Linked DNA regions of Homo sapiens: region 1 is linked to region 2. A link is a loop called in an ENCODE intact Hi-C map of the cell type or tissue named here. Cell type or tissue: IMR-90. All regions are shown on one strand. Links, peaks and the distances in the headings refer to the core of each region. The heading gives the core; the rest is flanking DNA. Region 1 overlaps FLRT2 (fibronectin leucine rich transmembrane protein 2). Region 2 has its middle 170 kb from the start of LINC02305.

The links. A loop is a pair of places that touch in the nucleus more often than their neighbours do. Peaks named below come from ENCODE experiments on the same cell type or tissue, not always from the same donor. Only the 100,000 strongest peaks of a DNase experiment are listed, where the experiment ranks them.
Region 1: it touches region 2 in a loop (3-fold over the local background); 3 of 110 quality-filtered maps call a loop at or near these places.

The regions. Positions count from the first base shown.
Region 1 is chr14:85,535,140-85,537,959 of GRCh38, forward strand. All of the region lies in intron 1 of FLRT2 (fibronectin leucine rich transmembrane protein 2), which reads left to right. Among named protein-coding and RNA genes, the nearest start is that of FLRT2-AS1, 4.9 kb to the left of the region's middle. In IMR-90, for the core only: a CTCF peak has its summit at 1,467; a DNase peak (open chromatin) is centred at 1,522; H3K4me3 peaks cover 968 bases; H3K27ac peaks cover 555 bases.
Region 2 is chr14:84,086,712-84,089,531 of GRCh38, forward strand. No RefSeq gene overlaps it. Among named protein-coding and RNA genes, the nearest start is that of LINC02305, 170 kb to the left of the region's middle. In IMR-90, for the core only: no CTCF peak of the experiment used is centred there; a DNase peak (open chromatin) is centred at 1,470; H3K27ac peaks cover 606 bases.

The DNA.
Region 1 (2,820 bases), core at 320-2,819, 1.4 Mb after region 2:
TTGCTCCCCACTCAGCTGGGAGGCTCTTTAATCACACAGGGTTTCAGGGCGCTTTGGAGCATGTCCACTCGCTCACAGACTTATTGCTAAATTTATTATGTCTAATTTCTCACAACCAAAAGCTAATCTGAAGGCTAGCTTCCATATCGGACCGATATTATCTGTAGACTTAACCGGTATGACCTTAATAAATATCCAATGAAAAGCCCCCCCCCAAAAAAAAAAAACAACAACATTTTGAGGTAAATAGAATGCAGATTGGCATTTGTCCAGGGATATATTAGGTTGTTCAGTGTGAATGTAAAATTTTAGGTCCGTATTTGAAGTGTTAGAACTAGATTCTCACTTGTTTTCATTACTGAACAACATGGGCCAGCTACTTATGACGGGCAAGCCACCAGCCACCATATTAGCAGAGAATCAATCTGTAGGTAATACGCATACCATGAAAAGTTACTTCTTTCTCCACAGCGTTATTGCGTCTGAGAATACTACTTCTCTTCCTCCCCTCCTTGAAAGCCCGAAACAGGATAGGGTTAAACCATTTAGGGATTTTTTAATAATCACTGAAGACAGTGCAACACCATACTGTCATGTTGAGTTGCAAATATCTTTGACTGGAGGAGGTTGGAAGATGAAATTTCAAACATTATTCCATGTCTCTGCCAGTAGAGATACAAGAAATTGTAAAAAGAATTGGGCTAGCTGTACTGTAGCAGAACCTATTACAAACCTAGCATGGAAGGAATGCTGTTTTTTTTTTTTTTTTTTTTTTTTTTTTTGTTGTTGTTGTTGTTGTTGTTGTTTTAAAGCCCATGTCTTAACACTTCAGTAGTTTCATTGCAGTTTTAGAAATTCCAGGGGATGCTTTTAGCAGAAGAAAGTAGATTCCCAAATGACACCATGCTGGGCTACCCTGGAGTCCCCAAAGCAGTCCTGGCTTTTCCTGTATGTTAGGTTTCAGATGATGTGATCATATACGAGTTTGACTTTGACCGGCTGGATCTAATTTGAACCTTCTCTGATGCCCGTTACATTTATATTCTGGCCTGCTGGAGAGTTTGATTTAGGATTTAGACAACTTTATATTTTCCCAGTTTGAAGCTGTGGTTTTAAGAAAGGCTCAAGTATGTACAAGTCCAGAAGCTTTATTCTGTAGAGACCCAGTGTGAACATCTGATCTAGTTTGACTCTTGAGCTTTGTACTTTACAAGGAAGAATTCCTGCTTCTGGGATCTGAAGCGTCTGAAGTTAAAAAACAGCAAGGGTGCCGAGCGGCTTTTGGTTTTGCTCTCTGTTTAGAAGATTCAAAAAAGGTCAAGGTGATGTAATATTTGTATTCAGGTCAGACTTTTCTGGATAATCATCTTTTGATATCTTTAATTTCAATTCGAGTTCCTTTTTCACTAGATTACTTTAATAACTTTGTGATTTCTGCTACAGTGATTCAAATTCAGTCCATTAGTGACCTCTATCTGTGAGAAGTGAATACTCATGGTTTTTTTTTTTTTTCCTTCTCATCAAAGTCTGAAGATGACGTCAGGGTGCTGGGGGTGAATCCCAACAGTTCTGTAGTTCTTTCTGGATATTTCAGTTTACCTAATTTGATTTTTCTAATACAGAGTTCAATATGGATAATGACATTTAATTACAGTAATAAAAATGTTATGGACTAATAGAGAGGCAACTAAATGGTTATTCCATATAGCATTGACAGTGTGATCAACATAAATAAAACACCAGAGCTATCCACTGCCAATGAAGGGATTGTACAGTCAGGCTGACTATTGTTTTGGGACTCACAATGCTGCTGAATGTAAGTGAAATTTTATTGCTCCTAAGTGCTTACATAACAAGGGAAACTTGAGACGAGCTCAAAATATGTATGTGGTAACTAGACTTCATGGTAGCTGTGTGTATATGTCTTTAAATTCTGCTGTGCTTCTACTGTGAACTTATGGTACAGATCAAAGAGTGTGAGAAGAGTATTTATAAACAGATGGTCCTTTTAAGGAGACTTTAAAAATCTGATTCCTAATCCAGGTTTGTCTTGTGAGGGTTTTCAGATAGAAATTTCAATTTTAGCCGATTATTTCAAATGCTAATTGAAGACAAAGTTTACTGAATTTCTTAGGTGGGTGGATACCATTATCTGACATTTTCCAGATGGTTTTTGATCTAGTGGTATTTGGGGATATGGAATTTTTAGGAGGTTTTCTTTCTTTTCCCTTGGGCAATTTTTACACAAAAGACTTTTTTAAGACTAGCTATTATTATTATTAAAGTTAAACAACCATTATCTTACTTCAGACAACTTTCTTACTTTTTCTACTCTCCAAATTGCTTTTGTGCAATTATATCTTTCTTCTAAAACTACATGTCGCGAATTGACGTATCAGTATACTTTTACTCCTTTCAGTAATAAAGGACCTCCAATTACGTATCTGTTTATAGTAAAACACACACACACACACACACAACACACACATACATCAAGAACCATTTTAAGACAGAGATTCTTTTCAAGGTTTGAACTATGTTCCTTTTTTAAAGGCTATGACACAAATATTGTAATAAAAATATCCTGTGTTCTGATGAATACAGAGACTTATTTCATTCTCATGGAACAGTAAAACACTGTACTAGTAAAATAATCAGTGGTATTTTGAGTACATGGTCAAAATCTGTTAGAACCTTCATGTTTTGTTTTTTTTTTTTCTTCCTTAGCGAATTTCACATCTACTGGTGTTTTTGGTTTTCTTTGATTCCTTCTACTGTGGCTCTTTGAAGTGATTCAAAATTAAACAGTAGCTACTTTTT
Region 2 (2,820 bases), core at 230-2,729:
GTTTCTTTTTTCTGTTAGATAACCTCAGTGCCCTCGAATGTCTATCAAATTCTAAAAAGGTTGGTGGCAAATGACTTAAGTGTTCCACCTGCCAATTAAATGAAATGAAATTTTCAGGATGATATAATTTCTCTGGTTATAGGTTATCATAGCTGGGGAAACATCACATCAATGATATTGTCAACAGACTCAATTTGTGCTTTGTCAGCCATTTGTAGAAAGACAAAAGTGAAGAACTATAAAATAGATGAGATGAAATAGTGAGACACACAAGATCAAGTTCTCCATTCTACTGGCTCACACAAACCTCGGTTCTTCATAAGAGAAGAGTACGATTCATACTCAGTAATCCGCAGATTAAAGGATTGAATGCTAAATAATAAAATGTTTAATGTATTTTGTTAGCATATATACTTTTCAGGCAGTGAGAAAGTTTTTAACAAGAATGATAGGTATCAATTATTGAGTCTCTGAGCACTCTGTTGCCTGTATGTTCTCCCACATATTTAATCACATTTCATAGTCTCAATAAGGAGATAGATGCTATTGTCCCCATCTTATGGATGAAGAGACTGAGTCAAAAATTGTTTGTCAGTGCTAAACAGTATAAGAATTCAAACTTAGCTCTCACTAATGTCAAAAACAGTGTTCTTCCTGCTATACTACACAGCATCCACAGAAAGCACAAACAGTAGTAAAAAGTGAAAACTTAAGCTAACTGCCCTCTAGATATTTCTCTCCAAAGCCAAGCTCTATATTAGGTTAGCAGGTCAACTAAATGTAGCTGTTTGAGAGTTAAGCACATATAAGCTGATACAAACAGTAATGCCAGAAGTAGGGAAGTTTTTCATAGTGTAAATATTTTGTTTGTTGGTGAATAAAAAAATGATCGTTTATCTTGGGCAGAATCAACGAGTGAGCCGTTAGTAGGGTGGTATTGGAATCAGGATTCTTAACATTCAGAGAACAGTTTGAAAACTTGGCTCTTTGGCTCTTTTTTTTTTTGTATCATCAAAAATAATATTTAAATAATTGTTAACATCCTACAACGTGACCTGTGAGGTATCTTTCTCTCTACGGTGTGAAGCATGACCAAATGGATCATATTTTAAGAAGGCAGAGTAGTCAGTTGAAGAAAAGATCTTAAATATTATTTTAATATATATGTTTATTCTCAATAATGTTAAATCCACATAATCCTACTGTATATCTTAAAGAATGACATAAATGTTCGAGTTACGCAAATTTAGTTCTGAATGTTTTGTTTTTCATTTGACTTATGCTAGCCTCATGATAGGAACAGAGAAGAAATATGTTCTTCCCTGGGAAACTCCCGCAGTGTTATGAAAACATGAATATGGCAGAGGTTGTAAGTTAACTTTGAAAGTACGCAGATAAACTTTGAATTATTTATCTGTGAAATTCAAAACATGTGTGGGTAGCTGCTTGTTGGACAACTCCTCTAAATCTTCAGTACAGTATCACTGAGCACTGCCCTCGGTGATTTGGAGAAATTAAAAGGTAAGATTTCTGCTTACTGGAAATAAGTCATGAACTGGCTTTGCATGTCTCTATTTTGGTCTGGCATGCACATTTACTGGAAGGTCTAATAGTACCTCTGAAGAGATTCAGAATCAGGAAATGATGTAACATTATTTCCATTTCAGATATTGGCCTAAATGGCCTGATAATGATAACTTGCTGATGCCATGAGAGAGAGAGAGAGTGTGTGTGTGTGTGTGTGTGCGCGCGCGCGCATGTGTGTGTGTGTGTGTGTGTGTGTGTGCATTACATCAGTACAGATTGCAAGGATACATCTATGTATGTATTTCAGAATGCCATGGACCCCACATTACCTCTGTATGAGAAGGGGTGCAAAAAGCAACAACCTTTTGAAATATTTAAACAAGTTAGTAATTATACATAGTTAAACTTTTTTAAAGTGGTTATTTTATTGATTTTAATGTTGATATTACAGTTTTTAAAATAGTTTGGTAAACAGAGATACAAAATTATGAATACGGAGTTATAGTTGGTGATCCCCTTGCTTTTTAACTGGTCTCTTGGGCTGTGTAGTCACCATCTGGACTACATGAACAGTCAAGTGTGGGAATCTTCTTAACATGTAAAATATTCACCTGTCTTCTTAGGCCTATTTGGTGTAAACTGAGACTTTGCCCACCATCACTACTTTCTACAAGATAAAAATGTCTAGAATGAGCCAGACTCATAGATCTCTACATTTCTAAAGAGGTTACATCCTTTTGTTGTGTTTCCAGCAAAAGCTTAGGTTTGTACTTATGATCCTACTTCAATTTCTTTGAGCACTAGGCTCCTTATGACAGAACAGCTTGGGCAGAAATAATCAGCAAGCCACACCTCAAAGGTAAAAGAGCAGGACAAGGGAAGCCCAAGGCCATTTCTTCTTGTGATCACATCTCAATCATTTTCTCCCACTGTCTTTCATTCATGAGTCAAATATCTGAAGATTGCTGATAAATTCTAGCAGAGTTCCCACTTGAATAATTTGCTCCAGAGAAAATCCGCATTGTTTAAAACTTCCCATCGAAGTCTAACCACCACCAACTTTGAATTTTATTGCAGATTTCTAAGTTCCTTCTCTTCACGGAGGACATGGTGTGCTTCAGCTTGCCATATGAGCTTTGGGGTATGGTAAAGTTGTGAAATTAGGACATGGAAAGAAGTACTAGACTTAAGACTAAATGTTACGTTTACTATAAAATCTAGGTCTATTACATATATTCAATAACTTTCCTAAATTTCAGAGTACACTGCACATGATAATTCTGTTGGTCATGT